2 separate regions of the Mus musculus genome follow, and region 2 is linked to region 1. Evidence: chromatin loops called from intact Hi-C (ENCODE). Cell type or tissue: left cerebral cortex. All regions are shown on one strand. Links, peaks and the distances in the headings refer to the core of each region. The heading gives the core; the rest is flanking DNA. Region 1 overlaps Pam (peptidylglycine alpha-amidating monooxygenase). Region 2 overlaps Gm29461 (predicted gene 29461).

The links. Hi-C counts contacts between places; a loop is a spot of excess contacts. Peaks named below come from ENCODE experiments on the same cell type or tissue, not always from the same donor. Only the 100,000 strongest peaks of a DNase experiment are listed, where the experiment ranks them.
Region 2: a loop joins it to region 1, with 4 times the contacts of the local background. A loop is called at or near these places in 2 of 42 quality-filtered maps.

What each region holds. Positions count from the first base shown.
Region 1 is chr1:97,859,693-97,869,540 of GRCm38, forward strand. Pam (peptidylglycine alpha-amidating monooxygenase) reads right to left here. Exons shown (of 26, transcript NM_001357127.1): 15 at 4,511-4,828. Among named protein-coding and RNA genes, the nearest start is that of Gm31771, 46 kb to the right of the region's middle. In left cerebral cortex, for the core only: no CTCF peak of the experiment used is centred there; DNase peaks (open chromatin) are centred at 3,696 and 4,647; H3K27ac peaks cover 1,591 bases.
Region 2 is chr1:98,186,525-98,196,372 of GRCm38, forward strand. Gm29461 (predicted gene 29461) reads left to right here. Exons shown (of 4, transcript NR_151613.1): 4 at 320-4,174. Among named protein-coding and RNA genes, the nearest start is that of Gm29461, 18 kb to the left of the region's middle. In left cerebral cortex, for the core only: no CTCF peak of the experiment used is centred there; DNase peaks (open chromatin) are centred at 3,855, 4,432, 4,906 and 5,752; H3K27ac peaks cover 3,423 bases.

The sequences.
Region 1 (9,848 bases), core at 1,611-6,610:
AGGCCACATGAGGCAACCTAGACCAACAAAGACAAATGTATGCTTTCTCCTAGTTACCGATCCTTAGCCCTGAATCTTCAGGCTGGAATGCATACCTCAGACTAATATGGAAATGTGGAAATTAAAAAGGAACAATGGTGGAAGGGGGGAGAGAATGAACTGCAGAGAGGGGAACGAACATGCTATTAAGGGAGAAAGGGAAAAATGGTAGAGGTGGGTGTGGGGGCGACTTACGTAGAGAAGGGTGTAGGGGGTAAAGCAGAGGGAGCACGGAGGAGCAGAAGTAATGCTAAGACCGTTTGAGAAGGCCACTAGGGAAACCTACTATTTTATAAACTTCCTTAAAAAAATACCCAGGGGACTGTTACAAAAATCACATTTTCTAGACACGATTGGCCCTTTGAACCTGTGACCTCATAAAAGCTATGGATGTTTACATTACAGCCACACAAGCCGTAGCAATCAATATTCCAGAATGATCAGGGGAGGGCTTGGGAGGTCCCATTTCTAGTTGAGGAGCTAAAGGCCCTTGACAGCTCCTGAGGGAAGCTGAGTCAGTTTACTCCAGGGACAAGGGTCCTGGGATAGTTGCTTCTGCTCCATTGGCCAGCCATGCGCATTTGGGCAACAATAATTTAAATTACTAGGTCACCCAGAAACACACACACACACACACACACACACAACACACACACTATAGAAGAGGAGGAGGGCATGAATTTGGGAAGAATGGGGGGCACGTGAAAAGTTGCAGGGGTTTCAGATATGATCACAATGCATTGTACTCATGTATGAAATTCTCAAGAAATAAAAATGTTCAATGATTCTCACTAAGAAAAAGGATATTCAGAAGTTATGATAAAACCAATATTCATTCTTTGCTCACTTAATTTCGGGGGTTTTAAATCTAATATATTGATGATTTGACACTTTCCTCATTTTTGATGTGCAACTTTTCCCATGTGTAATCTCATCTGACTCTCATGTCAGCCCTACAAGGATTGTAATCCTCACTCTACAGATGAGAACACTAAAGCTTAGAGAATTAAAAGAAAAAAAAATGCCAAGGCATTAATGGAATGGCTGGAGCTTTTAAAGGCAGGCAGGCAACTTCAATAGCTGAGTCTGATCCATCATACAGCCCTTGTTAGGGAGCTTTCAAATCTTACTTGGGGGGCTGGAAAGATGGCTCAGTGGTTAAGAGTAGTGATTGCTCTTCCAGAGGTCCTGAGTTCAATTCCCAGCAACCATATGGTGGCTCACAACCATTTGTAATGGGATCCCATGCCCTCTTCTGGTCTGTCTGAAGACAGCTACGGTGTACTTATATAAATAAAATAAAGTAAAAAAATAAATTTTAAAAAAGAATCTTACTTGGGGCAAATGCAGGTTTTTGGGACGGGGTAAGTTATAGTGAGTGTGTGTTCCTGACACAGAGATCACACAGCACAGAAATCCTGTTCTGAAGAAGGCTAGGATCACTGACATCCGACCCCCAACGAAGTAGAAAATCCAGCATGAAGGCAGACACCAGGATGCAGAACCAAGTTCAATCCTGGCAAAGTTAAACATCCATAAATGGTATTGTTTAGAAACTCTTAAATCCCCGGGCCAACCAGAGGACATCCTAACACCATATAACAAAGTGTTGAGCTGGTCTGCTACTCATGCTCCTTTGAACCATCAAGTCAGCTGGGTGGGATCTGTCCCCACATCACAGTTCCAACATATGGAGAACAGAATAGAAAGCATGGGAGACATAGATTTCTGTTGCTGTCCACCTCACGGTTACAGGTTGTACAGAAGGCAAAAACTAGAGACATAGGACAAGGGTTGTGAGGAGACAAGACACCTTCAGTCTCTGAGCAGCGAGGGGCCACAATTCCAATGAACAAGGCAAGCAACTTTAACCAATCTGGAATTGATTGAAATTAAGGCACTAGACAGTGCATGTTGGACATCATAACAGTCGAGTTTTTAAATCTAGACTGCAGTACCTCATTCAATAGGTTAACTTCTCTTGGCTTCAGTTTCTTCTGACAATTAACATGCCTTAAAGATATCTGAAAAGACTCCGTGCTATAATGTTAAGTGACCAAATAGCCTTGCATCTTTGCTTCACCAGTGCCATATAAAAAGTAACTCTCTTCTTTGCAGCTAATAAAGTCCCATCTAGCAAATTAGACACATAAAGAAGACAGCTAATTCCTCTAGGACCATTAGGGCCACTCTCAGCTTTGCGTGGAGTAAAGAAAGGGCAGGAGAGAAACAATAGCACTTAATCTATCCTGTTTATCCCACTTGCCCATCTCAGAGACGGGCGCATAAGTTAGAATAATACTAATGTTATAAGGTTGCTATATATGCAAACTTCCTACTCTCTTTTTGGAATACGGAAGCCTGCTGCAGATTCCAGCTTCCTGTGCCTGATACAATGAAATGCCACCTGAACAAACTTTGTTATTGCCTGGTGCATCCTATAATAGCAAGTGGGAGAGGACTAGGAAAAGGGTGTTTACAACTAGCCTCAACACGTCTGAATTTTACTATTTTGTCCTCGGTTTTAACAATTTTGGAGTTAGAATGGTGAAATAACATAAAACCACGTCAATTCAGAAAGAAAAGGCACATAGAGCTCTTTCACCAGTTGGGATCTGTGCTGCCTAACAGTCAACGACTCGTTAAATGTAGTGACATTTACCCACATTTATGAGAGGAAGAAAGACTTCCCCCGTGAGATCTTCAGAGGAAATTTCTTCTGAGCTCTGTCTCATGACTAGTTCTGGGAATAGCAAATGATGCAGGGGGAAAAAAGGTACTTTCTACCTTTGAGGATGTCATTCTTAGAAAAAGTAAGACTTCAGAAATACACACTGTTCTTTTAAAATATGTATACATGATGGCCTGTGTGTATTTATAGACACTGGATGTGTGCCTGGTACCTGCAGAGACCAGAAGAGGGGATAGGATCACCTGGCCCTGGAGTTACAGGTAATGTGTGTGCTTAGAATCCAGCCCAGGTCCTTTGCAAGGGTAATATTTGCTTTTAACCACTAAAACATTTTTCCAGCACCTGAATGATGTTTTGTCCGTTGCCACACATGATGATAAAAAGTGTCCAGGGTTTCTCAAAATCAGGAATGAAAAGCTAAGTGATAGACTATCGAGTGCTACAGTTCTACTGTGTTGTGTGTGAACAGACTTGCACTTGGCAGGAGACCTTTGGCCTTTTTCATATCTGTATTCTTAACACAGAGGATCACACAGAACTGTCGTGTGTTACGAGATGGGTAGAGACACACGAAACTGCACAACTGTCACTGTAACCCCAGATACCAGTTCACTTGTTCTTTGACAGGAAGCAGAAGTTAGGTTTTCCTTCAACACTTTAGGTAATTTGCAAGCAAGAAGAGTCCCAGGATCACCTCTTGAGAAACAGTTTTATTGGACAAAATTGGAACCAGTTTGAGCCTGTTAAAATATGAGGAGTTAAAAGTGAAGGCTCCACTTAACATCTCATTCAGACCATTAGGCCAGTCCCCATGGAAAATACTTGAAACTTCCATGTGAGCAAAGGCGCTGCATGCTAATTCTTTTTTTCAATTATAAATAAAAATCAGCTGGGTGTTGAATAATTCATGGCTTCCTGCAAAGCTGAATTTGAAAACATCAAGCTGGCAGCCCGTGCCGTCCAAGCCCACGCGTGGACATCTGCCATGCACGCATATATCTGTTACTGTTTTAGAGACGCTCTCCACATGCTGTCTTATTCGGCTCTCCACATTAGCAAGTCACACAAAAGACAGTCAATATCACAGAGGCCACAGCACCGTTAAAGACAAAGATGAGGCAGCTATCGCATGCTGGTACAGAAACCTGAAGGGAATAAGGTATTGTTCTCTAATTATGGAAGCCAATTCTGGCTAGAAATAAAGATAAATCTGATAATTATTGACTTACTGGAGATTCCTTTCAGAAATGTATACTCAAGTTTCAATTAAGACAACGTCTGATAAAGGAACTTAAGGAATCAGTCACAAAAATGGTTTTATTTTATAAGTCAGTTGGGTATAAATGTTGAGAGTATTTGATTCCTCTGGAAGGACATTAATTACTGGAGAAGATAGTGTATGCACTATCTACAATGGTATTTATAGGTGACCTTTGGAAATTTCAATTTCTTCCCATTGAGCCAAAGGAAAATGTTGATTTATTACTCTGAATTTCACATATCATTCTTTCCGAAATGACTCAAGTGTGGTCCTACTTTGAATTGACTCACTAAATAAATGTTGACTTTATATAGTACTGGACCAACACAAAAATAAAAGAAAAAATCTTTTCAAAACAAAACGTGGTATGGGACAACGCAAATCTAAGTCATACTTGTTCCAATAAGTTTTTTCTATTGGTTAGTTTTGATACCTATTAATTTTTATTCCCTTCAGATTTTGCTAATGTGGATCGCAGTGGTTCACACTTTATTGCATAAAAGAAACCCTGAACGCACCTCCTGCGAGTTCTGGTTCCCAAGGACCTTCACCAGGCTGCTGGAAGGATAGAGCTCTGCTCTCAGCTGGCCTCAAGGTTGACTCTAGCCTGTGGAATTTGTGGATCCTGTCTCTGACCAGGATAGCATTACCCCCTTCCTCATGCTCCGCTCCCTCTCTGGCGTCAGACCGACCAAGGTCCTTTTTCTGGACTACGTTTGCAATCTCAGCTACCAGGTCTGACCCAGATTCTGTCTTTTCTGTAGGATTATATTTGTGCACATGAACAACATCTTCCCTTTCTCCTAGCAGCTTGGAAAGTAGTGAATAGAAATCACCTGTGGGGGGGGGGAGAGAAATAAAGACACACAGTGTTTATAAAACCATAACATTTACAAAACCTGGTGCCTTAGAAATATCGAGTCTTGATTGTGACAGTGAGTGAGAAGCAAGGTTGTTCTCACACTTTCATGTATAGGAGGGACGGAGGGATGTGAGGGACAGAGGAAGGGACAGAGAGAAGGGGAGAGGGGGTCCAACACTGGAAGCATATTTTTACATTTCATTTGTATACCATCTTCTTCCTGCCATTTCCCACACTGTGACCATTGGCAGATTCATAGAAATAAAACAAAATAATTCACTTGTGAGTACATGACATATTTTAAACATTGGCTTTCACAGATTAAATGAACTGATAAGGAAATTAAGAATTTAGGAATCTATCAATAAGATAGCCACAGATGCACTAGAGAAAGCTAACACCACAACCAAATGATTTAAATTTGCTAAAAATCTATTAATTCATAAGCTACAGGACATCAAATATTTTTCAGTAATATATGTGAAACAATCACTATCAGACACACACACACACATATATATCTATGTGTGTGTGTGTGTGGGGGGGGGGCAACTGGGACGTCGGTCTTATAGTTTCCCTAGCAGTAACATAAGTAGTTCCAATTAGTTCCAATTGCTCATCTCAAGCAAGAAGTGAAGAACCTCCAGAAGAATTGTTTTTGATATAATAATCCCTTTTAAAACAGTGAGAAACAAAGATCATAAAAGAAAAATAATGTTGAGAATCATTAGTTGAGTCAGCACTGAATGTTTTCTATGACTATATTAAAGAACACACTTTGATTTTATGAAAGCAAACCATATAAAAACAGTGGTTAGATACAATATCTAATGAAAGCTCATACAATGCTTTAGTTATCATCATTTATGTGGTCAAACCCATGATGTCTGCTCAGAACAGAAAATAACCCATGTAGATCCCTGGCAACTCCAGGTCTTCCTGTTCTTAACTTACTCTACAGCTTGGCTACTAGGAAACCCTGATTTTAGATTCTGATTAGTTATGTTCAATTATGTCTCCAGCATCACTGCTAACATTTATAAACCTTCTTCATGGCCTGGAGAAGATAAAGAGTCATTAATGGTTTAGCTATGATGCAAGCCACTGAAGAATGTATTTTTAAGACATTTGTGCAAGGGGATACAAAGGAGAGAACCGGACAGCTTCTGGAACGGGCAGAAGCACAGAGCCGCTGAGGCAGCAGCCTGGGCGGGCCGCAGACAACCGGCCACCATCCGGACCAGAGGACAGGTGTCCGCCTGGCTTGGGAGGCGACCTCAGCCTCAGCAGCAGCGGTCGCCATCTGGGTTCCGGGACTCCGCGGGACCTAGGAAATTAGTCTGAACAGGTTAGAGGGTGCACCAGAGAACCGGACAGCTTCTGGGACGGGCGGAAGCACAGAGCCGCTGAGGCAGCAGCCTGGGCGGGCCGCAGATAACCGGCCACCATCCGGACCAGAGGACAGGTGTCCGCCTGGCTCGGGAGACGGCCTCAGACTCAGGAGCAGCGGTCACCATCTTGGTTCCAGGACTCCCTAGAACTTAGGATTTTAGTCTGCACAGGTGAGAGTCTGCACCACAGAAGCTGACAGCTTCTGGGAACTGCCAAAGCAACACAGCTTCTGAGAGAGGCCCTGTTTTGGGCCTTCTTCTTCGACCAGGAGGAGGTCCAAAAACAAGATATCTGCGCACCTTCCCTGTAAGAGAGCTTGCCAGCAGAGAGTGCTCTGAGCACTGAAACTCAGAGGAGAGAATCTGTCTCCCAGGTCTGCTGAGAGACGGTAACAGAATCACCAGAAGAACAATCTCTAAACAGAGTCAACTATAACTACTAACTCCAGAGATTACCAGATGGCGAAAGGTAAACGTAGGAATCCTACTAACAGGAACCAAGACCACTCACCATCACCAGAACCCAGTACTCCCACTTCGCCCAGTCCAGGGCACCCCAACACACCCGAAAACCTAGACCTAGATTTAAAAGCATATCTCATGATGATGGTAGAGGACATCAAGAAGGACTTTAATAAATCACTTAAAGAAATACAGGAGAACACTGCTAAAGAGTTACAAGTCCTTAAAGAAAAACAGGAAAACACAATCAAACAGGTAGAAGTCCTTACAGAAAAAGAGGAAAAAACATACAAACAGGTGATGGAAATGAACAAAACCATACTAGACCTAAAAAGGGAAGTAGAAACAATAAAGAAAACTCAAAGTGAGGCAACACTGGAGATAGAAACCCTAGGAAAGAAATCTGGAACCATAGATTTGAGCATCAGCAACAGAATACAAGAGATGGAAGAGAGAATCTCAGGTGCAGAAGATTCCATAGAGAACATCGGCACAACAATCAAAGAAAATGGAAAATTCAAAAAGATCCTAACTCAAAATATCCAGGAAATCCAGGACACAATGAGAAGACCAAACCTACGGATAATAGGAGTGGATGAGAATGAAGATTTTCAACTCAAAGGACCAGCAAACATCTTCAACAAAATTATTGAAGAAAACTTCCCAAATATAAAGAAAGAGATACCTATGAACATACAAGAAGCCTACAGAACTCCAAATAGACTGGACCAGAAAAGAAATTCCTCCCGACACATAATAATCAGAACAACAAATGCACTAAATAAAGATAGAATACTAAAAGCGGTAAGGGAAAAAGGTCAAGTAACATACAAAGGCAAGCCTATCAGAATTACACCAGATTTTTCACCAGAGACTATGAAAGCCAGAAGAGCCTGGACAGATGTTATACAGACACTAAAAGAACACAAATTCCAGCCCAGGCTACTATACCCAGCCAAACTCTCAATTACCATAGATGGAGAAACCAAAGTATTCCACGACAAAACCAAATTCTCACATTATCTCTCCACGAATCCAGCCCTTCAAAGGGTAATAACAGAAAAAAACCAATACAAGAACGGGAACAATGCCCTAGAAAAAACAAGAAGGTAATCCCTCAACAAACCTAAAAGAAGACAGCCACAAGAACAGAATGCCAACTTTAACAACAAAAATAACAGGAAGCAACAATTACTTTTCCTTAATATCTCTTAACATCAATGGTCTCAACTCCCCAATAAAAAGACATAGACTAACAAACTGGCTACACAAACAAGACCCAACATTTTGCTGTTTACAGGAGACACATCTCAGAGAAAAAGATAGACACTACCTCAGAATAAAAGGCTGGAAAACAATTTTCCAAGCAAATGGTATGAAGAAACAAGCTGGAGTAGCCATCCTAATATCTGATAAGATTGACTTCCAACCCAAAGTCATCAAAAAAGACAAGGAGGGGCACTTTGTTCTCATCAAAGGTAAAATCCTCCAAGAGGAACTCTCAATTCTGAATATCTATGCGCCAAATACAAGGGCAGCCACATTCATTAAAGAAACTTTAGTAAAGCTCAAAGCACACATTGCACCTCACACAATAATAGTGGGAGACTTCAACACACCACTTTCACCAATGGACAGATCATGGAAACAGAAACTAAACAGGGACACACTGAAACTAACAGAAGTGATGAAACAAATGGATCTGACAGATATCTACAGAACATTTTATCCTAAAACAAAAGGATATATCTTCTTCTCAGCACCTCATGGTACCTTCTCCAAAATTGACCACATAATAGGTCACAAAACAGGCCTCAACAGATTCAAAAATATTGAAATTGTCCCATGTATCCTATCAGATCACCATGCACTAAGGCTGATCTTCAATAACAAAAAAAATAACAGAAAGCCAACACTCACGTGGAAACTGAACAACACTCTTCTCAATGATACCTTGGTCAAGGAAGGAATAAAGAAAGAAATTAAAGACTTTTTAGAGTTTAATGAAAATGAAGCCACAACGTACCCAAACCTTTGGGACACAATGAAAGCATTTCTAAGAGGGAAACTCATAGCTCTGAGTGCCTCCATAAAGAAACGGGAGAGAGCACATACTAGCAGCTTGACAACACATCTAAAAGCTCTAGAAAAAAAGGAAGCAAATTCACCCAAGAGGAGTAGACGGCAGGAAATAATCAAACTCAGGGGTGAAATCAACCAAGGGGAAACAAGAAGAACTATTCAAAGAATTAACCAAACGAGGAGTTGGTTCTTTGAGAAAATCAACAAGATAGATAAACCCTTAGCTAGACTCACTAGAGGGCACAGAGACAAAATCCTAATTAACAAAATCAGAACTGAAAAGGGAGACATAACAACAGATCCTGAAGAAATCCAAAACACCATCAGATCCTTCTACAAAAGGCTATACTCAACAAAACTGGAAAACCTGGACGAAATGGACAAATTTCTGGACAGATACCAGGTACCAAAGTTGAATCAGGATCAAGTTGACCTTCTAAACAGTCCCATATCCCCTAAAGAAATAGAAGCAGTTATAAATAGTCTCCCAGCCAAAAAAAGCCCAGGACCAGACGGGTTTAGTGCAGAGTTCTATCAGACCTTCAAAGAAGATCTAATTCCAGTTCTGCACAAACTTTTTCACAAGATAGAAGTAGAAAGTACTCTACCCAACTCATTTTATGAAGCCACTATTACTCTGATACCTAAACCACAGAAAGATCCAACAAAGATAGAGAACTTCAGACCAATTTCTCTTATGAATATCGATGCAAAAATCCTCAATAAAATTCTCGCTAACCGAATCCAAGATCACATTAAAGCAATCATCCATCCTGACCAAGTAGGTTTTATTCCAGGAATGCAGGGATGGTTTAATATACGAAAATCCATCAATGTAATCCACTATATAAACAAACTCAAAGACAAAAACCACATGATCATCTCGTTGGATGCAGAAAAAGCATTTGACAAGATCCAACACCCATTCATGATAAAAGTTCTGGAAAGATCAGGAATTCAAGGCCCATACCTAAACATGATAAAAGCAATCTACAGCAAACCAGTAGCCAACATCAAAGTAAATGGAGAGAAGCTGGAAGCAATCCCACTAAAATCAGG
Region 2 (9,848 bases), core at 1,650-6,649, 330 kb after region 1:
CTGATGTATGGAGGGGATGGCTCTATTTTGTTCATTAATTTACTATAAAGTATATGTTTGGGAAGCATATGTTATGCACCAAGTAGTGTGACAAGATTCTGCAGAGGAGACAATCAAGACAACAACAAAGACAATAAAGTTCTTTTTGTAGTGATACACCAAGACGGGAGAACTGCATGTAGGTGATACTGGGAACAGGTCAGTGGGCCAGATAGAGACAGTGTTAAAGCCAGGCACATGATGACACTGATAGTCTCAATGTTTTAAAAAAATTCACAAAGGAGTGTTTCTCTTATACTTTCTCTGAACTTTCTTCCAGTGATCAATATTGATGAATTTATCTGGTCTACTATGGAAGAACTCAGTAAATGGAAGATCCTCAAAGTCTGCAGATTCTAGCAAGAAATGCTCTGTGATATTTTTCTACAGGTTCATGAGCTAAAAATGACAGTGGACATTCAAGTGTGGTGTCCAGTGAGACAACTCATCACTGGCTTCAAGTAGGGATCTGAGTTTACTCACAGTATCTATTCGTGGTGATGGATCCTGTGACCATTGGATGAAAAGTTTCTCCATTTAAGAAAACCAAACTTTCATCTGAGAGAGGAGGCAGTTTACTATATGATGGGTACCCCTCTGGGCTCTGACAATGTATTTGGACTTCTGTTGGGGAAATCTGAGTTTGTTGTCTATCTTGCAGCCTTTGATTAAGGTCCAGGACCATTTATGCCTTCAGAATCCCGTTAGTAACTTTCTCAAGGGCTTGCAACTGAGGAAAGCAGCAGGTGTCAGGGAGGTACCCACTTGCTATGTACAGTCTTGCTAATTTGTTTTTTCTAGGAATGTCCCATGGACAACAGTAGCCACCATAGAAGTTAATTACAATTTTACCTTTTTATTTATTTATAAGTTTTGCTATTAGTTGAACTAGCAAATGGTTCAATAGTAAATTATCTTGCAGTTCTTGTGTGATGAAACTGCATAAAGACAGAAAGTTACAATACAAGCTTTGTAGTATTAGTATACATGTGGGTTTTCATATATCTACTAAGCTGGAGATGGATTTCATTATTCAACATTTGCATAACAGAAAGTGAGCTTTTATTATTTTCCAATTAAATATTATACCTATTACAGTTTTCTTTTTTTTTAGAAAACAGACTAGTATAAAGTGAGAATTAACAACAGTAAGCTGGCAAACTTTACTAGATTATTATTAGATATAATCAACGTGAAGATCCAAGGAGCCAAGTGAATGAAAGAATTTCTAATCTATAAAGCCGTGTTAGCGTTCTGAAAAGTTACTTGACCAATATATGGTTGTGCATATCATCTGCTGTGTTCTGAAAACAACTCTTGGTGCTTGAAAAAATGAAAACTAAACTGGTTAGTGATGCTACATGGCTTTAATTGCAGGAATTAGGAGGCAGAGGCAGGCAGGCTCTGTGAGTTTAAGGCCAGCCTGGTCTATGGAAAGAGTTCCAGGACAGCCAAAGGAAGACAGAGAAATCCTGTCTTCCAAAACAAACAAACTAACTAAAACCAACCAAACAAAAAAAGTAAACACATAGCTGAAAGGTTTGATTTTTATTCTCAAATATTTTTATGGTCAAGGAAACTGATCCAACATTTGTGTAGTGCAGAGTCCAAGATAGTGCTTGCTTCAAAGTCAGTTCCACCAGGAGAATGGGATGTCTATGGCACACTCTATAGGTTCATATATGGGGAGGCTGAAAGGACTGAAAGTAATTAAAGGAAGCTTAAAATAATGATGTTCTAGGTTATGCCTATTTCTAAAATGTCCCCTTCCTTCCATGTCACTCGTCACATCCTTATTTACCAGCTTAGCTGTTCTAGTGCCTATGACCTCATTGGCCCGCTCTTACGGATTCATCACTTCCTTATCTGGCATCCAGCCTGGAATAACACACATTTTATTACTGAGAATATCCCATTATGTCAAATCAATAAAGGAATTATCATTTTTGAAGGGAGATGGAGCTACGCTGTAGTATGTTTCATTGCTTTCTGCCTCCCTGACTGGGCAAGTCACTTAGTCTTGAGTCTGAGCAAGTCTTAGCTGTAAATGATAATGATGACATTATGAACATTAAATATAGTGTTCACACATGTCCTGCATATAGGAAACACCTAAGAAATGACATTCATTGTTAATTTTTATGGATATATTATCCCTGTTAGATGGTCTTTCACTCTCATTATGCTCTTCTTTAGCTAATGGAAACTGGCATGAGGACCAGGTACATAGGAAGTACCTGATAAATATTTGAACCAGTAAGCATATAGGAAACAAAAAAGAGATAAATTAGAAGCGATATTTTGTGTGAGGGAATGGTGTAGAAGAGTTGAAAGGGACAAGAAATTAGAAATCTCTCTGATCTTACCAGAGGAAAGTCTTGCAGAGCATATTCAGTTTGATTGGCTAGTGAACTACAAGTTGGCACATTCAGGTTCAATGGTATCTGCTATGGTAAGGAGTGTGGGGATATAGTGTTTTGGGAGACAATGATATACTAAAAAAGTATGAGTAATGGATATTTTTAGAAAACCAGATTCATCCCTATGAACCCCGGTGATGGTTGGTCTTAATGTTAATTTGTCAGGAATTACAATCATGTGAGTAGGGAGTTTCACCTGAAGGATTGCCCTGATTTTCTCAGTGGGTGAGAAAAAACCTACTCCAGTGTGAATGGTTCCTTCTGGGAGCCGCCTAGATAAACAGAGAGCCTGGCACTGGGAACATTGTTCTCCTTTGTCCATACCTTCAGACACCAAGTGGGTTTCCCATTGCAGCCATGGCTGATGTCTCCAGGGATCGCAGAACCAGCATTTCCAGGCTTCATCACTGACCAAGGACTAGCCATTCTCCGGGAACGTTTAAGGTTTGCAGCTCCAGGTTAGGATTGCTGTGGCACCAGCCTCTGGGACTGAGTGCTGGGTTGTGGGCTTCTGGTGTGAGACCATGAGTGTGGGATTCACTCCAATTGCAGGTGTACCAGCCTTCAGTACTGAGTCACTGTGGGCTTCTCTGCTTCTAAGCTGATTTAAGGCATTCTTTTTACTATTCAGCTATAGGTTCTGCTGCTCTGGAGAACACTGACCTACTCAAACACTAATGACTTTAACATGTTAACATTTTTATTTGTTTATAAGAGGAACATGTGTGTGTTCACTACACCCCAAGGTTTTGAAAAAAAACTTGTCATACTGTGTATAGCCGTGTGATGAGATATTTTTGAGAAGGGAGGACTAGAGAAAGGTTTCACTTTGTTGCATAGGCTGGCCTTGAACTTGGGGTTATCCTTCTGCTACAACTTTTCAAGTACTAGGCTTAAAGGCAGAATCCACAAAACTCAGCATAAAGAAGATCCAGAGAAGATAGTCTATTCTGATGAAATGTAAGGGTGCCTTAAAGATGATGATTCATGACTTTAGAATAGCCATAAATCTTTGAGGAATGAGCAAACCAAAATTAGGAACATATGTCCCCTCTGCTCTTGGAATGGCACTTCCACGAGAGTCACCAGGAGTTAAATGGAATGATGACAAGCCACATATGGCACCAGATCTGTGCTAGATTAATAACAGTATGAGAACACAGTTAAACAGTGATAATCCCCTTGTTATCCAGTGTCTTTTCCCTTTCCAACAACCTCACAGTACATCGTTAAACACGCAAAAGACACTTGTTAATGGGGACAGCTGACACGCGAGGAGAAGCCATGTGGCCTATCTTTTGAAACAAGCTGAAGAGGCTGATTCTTCATTCACAGGACTGCAGAGGAGTCATTTGGAGATCAAAAAATGAGGCTAACCCTGACTAGCTTGAGGCGCTCCATCTGGCTCTGCCCCATGCTGTTGCCATAGCCACCCATCTCCTAGCAACAATGAATAGCATTTTCATGTCTCTACAGTGACAAAGCATGAGAGTGAAAAACATAAGTATGGCCACAATACACTAATAATCTTAGAGGTTATCTCATAAATTAAGTTCAATCTGAGGATCTGCATGAATATTTGATTTGGTGATTGTATTTTTCCTATGGTAGTCTTTTGTCTTGGTTTAAAATAAAGCAGCCTGACAGCCTGCTATTAAATATAAGATGACAAATACCATTACAAAGGGCACAATAAAGCTAAACTTTATTTTAAATCACACAGAAAAACAATCATCTTTTTAAATAACTGCCCATCAACATCTAGAACTCCGGGGACAAATGCCAGGGTGGGAAAACTCAGCCTTGGACTTAGAAGGAATATTCTGTCTTGACACATCCAGGCTCAGACAAGCCACCAGGAGCCTTTGCATCGAGCAAGGAGTCTCAGCTGAGGTAACTAATCAAAAACAGTAAAGAAGCTGAATAAAGAGAGAAGGAAAGGCCGTCTGCATCATGCTTGTCCTTGTGACAAAGTGAAAACCCGCATGACTCATCTAAGAGGATGCGGAGCTGTTTATTTCTAAAGGTTTGTGCCATACTTGAAGCATGCTTTATTTGAATATTCTGCCAGGAGAATTCCATTGGGATGGCGCCCATTGTTTCTTTTTTAATGAATAGTAACTCTCAACCAGAGAATGCTTTTACCAACCCTCTGGTCCCCACCTGAGAATGCAGAATTTTAGACAGCCACAGAGATGGAGATAGTGAAGTTTGAGGAAATTCTCATTTAAAAACATTTTTTTTTTCACCGTTTTTGTCAGCTACAGCTCATGACCCATCTCTTGTTTAGAAATAAGAATCTGTCACAGTTTGAATATTGCTTTCGTGATTTTTTTTTTTTTTCTATGAGAGCCTGGGCATTTGGTAAATGTCAGTGAAAGATGCAGGCAGTGAGAAGCCGCTTTAGGAATCCTACTGAGAGATTTCTCTGGAGGGGAAACAGCATCTAAACAATGAGGTCTGCAGAGTGGAATAAACAATCCAACACTTCTGCAGGCCATTATCATGTGTTTACACATTGCATGCGGAGTTGAGTTTAGCTGTGCTAACAGCTTTGTGAGAAGAAAATCCCCCCAAAATTAAATAATCAAAAGAGATAGGTGAATGCTGATTTTATGAAATAAACAGTGATTGAGGAGAGAAGAAAAACCAGCAGGACTCAGCAGGAAGCAAATTAATTCTTGCTGGAGATTTACTCTTCTCAAGAACTTAAATTGCCCATTTCCTAATCAGTACAGTTCTTGTATGTTGTTTCTTTTTCAGTCTTCCTAAATTTATTTCATGTTAGTGCTCTTTAATTTTTCACTCTATTGTTTTCTAAATTATAGTGTGAAACTCCAGTTCCTTGAGAGCCTCTGTGAAGTTCTGATCTCAGTTATTTACCATGCCTCTAATTTGATAACAGTAAAATTATTTTCCAATGATTACATTTATCTGTTTCATTTGCCCCTGCTTCAGAGAATGATGTAAGAGGAATACCTAATGTGCTTTCTTTTTTTCCCTGTGTCATTGGAATGATCCGTGACCCAGGCAATCCCATGTATTCATAATACTACTGTGTAAAAACTGAAGCAAAACTGTCTTAGTGTCCTTCCATGGGGAATGGCTGCTCAGTTACTGGCTCTTTCCATGTGCTCATGCTGTCGCAAGCAGGAAAAAGCACAAAATGTTGTTCTCCCAGCTAATTCTGCACACAGAGAAAGATGTCAACACACATTAAAACTGCAACCACATTTGAGAAGGCTCGCAGAACTCTGCAAATGCCATCGTTGTTTGCAGAGCTCGAGCTGCAGAGATGTCGTATGCTTTTCAATCTGCTTTTTACTCTTCTGCCGTCTTAAAATAAACCGTGTAATTCTGGCTCTTGGCTTTTGGATGTGAGTTATGCCATCAATCTGTTGTGATTCATTCACTACGTTATTTTAGGTCTGAATAGTTTGTCCTTTCTATAATAATCACTGTAGTGTTGCTTTTGCCTAGAGGAAGCTATGGTGTCTTTGGGACAAGCAGACAAGCAGAAAAGTGAGTGCAACAATGTGGTGTAAGCACTGGACATAAAAGCTTCCCTCCCACAGGTCTGTTGGCAGGTGGGAAAGTCTGAGTGGCACCTATATATTAACTCTGATACCAAATGATGAGTCCAGCCCTCCAAGTATGAGGAACTCCAAGTACTGAGTTCAGCACTCAGCTGAGTAGTGCCCTGTACTCTAGAAGAGATGTGTGAAATTCATCTTTGAGCCGATTAGCACATTCTACCAGTCTCCCTCTGCAAAGTCTATCTGCATTAAGGATCTTGAAGAAAGGGGAGAGTGTGACACATCTTTCAAGCATTAATCACCACTTCTTGTAACTATCAGAAGACAAAAGGGCTCTGCTGAATATCGAGAGAGCTGAATTAGTGCCAACTGTACAAATTACCAAAGGCGATGGAGAGAAGCCTTTGGCTTTTAATGGAAATTGAATCTTTTACAGCTAGCATGTTTTGAAGATGTCTTAATAATGGAAAAGATCAGAGGCATTCTTACAGGATGAGATGACGGTGACACAAAAGCCCTGAGACAGAATGAACATGACAGGACATTAGTCTTTGCAATGTCAGATCTTGCTGCTCCCAAGATCACCTGGCATTGAATTTGAAAAAGGTCAAATAGAGTAAAACAGTTTCAAAATAAGAATGGAGCCAGATCCTTTCAGGGTTGGATACAGGGCTGGTGAGATAACCATATCTGGCGTCTATAGTACATTATGAAATCCTATTCAGATTAGGATGTAATAGGGGAAGGACAGAATGTGTCTCAACATCTAACACGTATCTTTAATAAATATAGTATGGGAACTCCCATTTTTCTTTGTTTAATACATAATTAATTTATTTGTTTCTCTTCTCTATAATTGTCTAAAGTAGAGGTTTCAAGTAGGCACAAGTCTTGTATCTAAGTGGGATTAAGACATTGGGCCACTCTGTCTTGTTCTACCATCAGAAAGGACACCAAAGCTTTATTATTATTATTAATTATTATTATTATTATAAAGGTAACAGAGAATAGGCAGCTACTTCTTAGTGTAAGTAGCCCTACAATAACTTAATACTATACAAAGTAGGACATGCAGCTAGCTATCTAGAAAATGTGTTTTTGAATATTTGGACAGGGCAACAAATTATTAATTAGTCAATTCTAGAAATTAGAACCCTAGTCTTTTAAAGAGAGGCAAGAGACTCTCTTAAAAAGACTGTAAGATTCATTTTTTTTCATAATAGCTAGGAAATGGAAGCAGCCTAAATGTTCTCCAACTGATGAATGGATACTAAAAATGTGGCATGCATTTACTATTTAGCTATAAAAAAATGAAATCACAAAATAGGAAGGTAAATGGATGGAACTGGAAATGATCATATTGAATGAGGTAACCCAGACCTTGAAAGACAAATATCACATCTCATCTCTCATTTGGAGCTCAGAGTCTTTAAATAGGAATACTTACCTAGAGTAACTGAAGAAACCAGGAAAGTAAGAAGGGACCCTTGTGAATATGGGAGCAGGGGAGGGAAAGGTTGAATAGAGAGGGAGATAGTGGGGTTCAAATGATCTGAAATGGAAAATGGGAAAAATGGGGTGGCTCTAATTTGGAAATGGGGATGGAAATAAACACAGAAGAAGGAGGGTAAAATGACAGTGGGGAATGTGTAAAAAAGCCATAAATACTCATACTACTTATTACCTAAAACTACTTATAATACCTGAAATTCTGTTTATAAATATACATATACAGTATAAATGAAAACTTCATATCTGGACTTATAGTGCTACCCCAGGATCCAGAGACCATCTAATAAAACCCCAGATATCAAGCATGAGAAGTTGTGTTTTGAGGTTTTTGGTTAGGGTTGATCTAGAGACTCCCAGAACAATGAAGGGTATTGCCATTGCCCTTGGTTGCTCTTACAGGTAGAAGGTAAATCCCTGTTGCTGGAAAAAAAGTACATCTCAGACACAGTTCCCAGAAGCCCCTGAGCTGAATGTGGCTTGAAAACCTTGCTGAGGACTAGCGTTCATGGAACCAGAAGATGTCATGCAAGCTTTCAAAATAGAGATACAATTAACAGTCCTTCCCAGCTATGATTCCTATGAATCACACAAATGACCTGCATAGCAAGATAACCTTAAGAGTGCAATAGTGGCACACATACTTTGGTGGTAACCAATAGCTTTTTAATTGTATGAATGTAAGACCCACTTAAGAAGAGAAAACTCATGCCTGGTATTGAAAACCTAACCAAATAGGTGAATTTATTGTCAAAGACCAGCTTTGACATCCAGGCGAATTACGATTGGATGTAGAGTCATTTGCGGGGTGGGGAGCAGGCAAGGGCAGCAAATGCTGATGGTTCCTGACAATTAACTCTCTCTTGCTATTCTAGGGCCAGAGGTAATGGTTTTTGGCAATTGACTCCTGCTAATAACAGCAGGGCATTAGAAAAAGAAGTATAACTTCTTAGGGCTCTTTACTCTTTAACTCAGAGCCCCCACCCCTGAGCTTATTAACTCTTCTTTAACCAGAGAGAAAGGAAAAGAAAGTCACACACACTCACACCCACACCCACCCACACTCACACACACACACGCACACACATGCGTGCACACACGCGCGCGCGCGCACACACACACACGCACACACATGCGTGCACACACACGCGCGCGCACACACACGCACGCACACGCACACACATGCGTGCACACACACGCGCGCACACACACACACACACGCACACGCACACAATGATGCAGAAAGGAGGTACAGTTAGCTTTATTTTGCTTTCAGCTTTCTATAGCTTTTTAGAGAAAAGTTCTCTGTTTAAGAAAAATTACCTCATAGATAAAAATGTTACACAGGAGGGAGTTACAGCAGGATGCTGATTATAACTTCAAAGTAGTGTTTCATTCTATAAGCTCATTAGTTCAAAGCAGTGGTTTTACACGATCTTGCTTTATCATAGTGTACACCTATAACCTCATCCTTGGACCTGACCTAGAATGAAATTTTTTCCCATGATCATTAATTTGTTCTAAATCTATTCTATTTCCTGGTGCAATCTACATGATTGTAGTGCATGAAAGCTCGTTGTCCACCTTTCCATGAAGCCTTTTCTTCCTATTCCATGAGAAAGGGGCACATTCTATTCTTGATTCTGACTTTATTATATCTTTCTGGCACAACAATTTAAACCATCTTCTTAAACTTTCTATCAATTATTCTAACTTCCTAAATTTATTTGAATCAAATCAGGAATTCTATATATTCATTAATACATTGAAACATCTTTGTTTCATGAAAGTTCATCTTCATGTTGATTCTGTGAACCAATCTAACAGACTATAGGCAGAAAGGTCTTTCTTTGTCAATCACACCATATCAGAAAAGGAATGACAAACATGAGAAGGCACACCAGCAGCAAGAAGCAATCCTGGAACAAAGCACCTGGGGCTGTGCCTTTCCAGGGTTCATCCATTACAGCCATGCAAAATGGTAGACTGTCTCCAGGAAGCTTGCTTGTGTGCCACAACCTTCCCTCATGGCTTTCACCAATTTATGGATTTTACTAAACCAGCATAATTCCTAACTATATTCCAAACATTGTTCTTAAACACATGGATAAATGTTCACTTCTCATCAAGGAAAGTTCTCTTTGCAACAGAGAGAGACCTTTACAGAAAACCACAACTGACTGAAATGCAGAGTTGTGAAGCACAGTCCAAACTGACACACTTGCAACATATTCCCACACTTAAGGATTAGAGAATGTTTAGGAAGGGGTGGGGGTGGGAGAGAAAGATTATAAAAGTCAGAGGATCGGAAAGTTTGCTGTAATATCATAGAAATGTATCATAG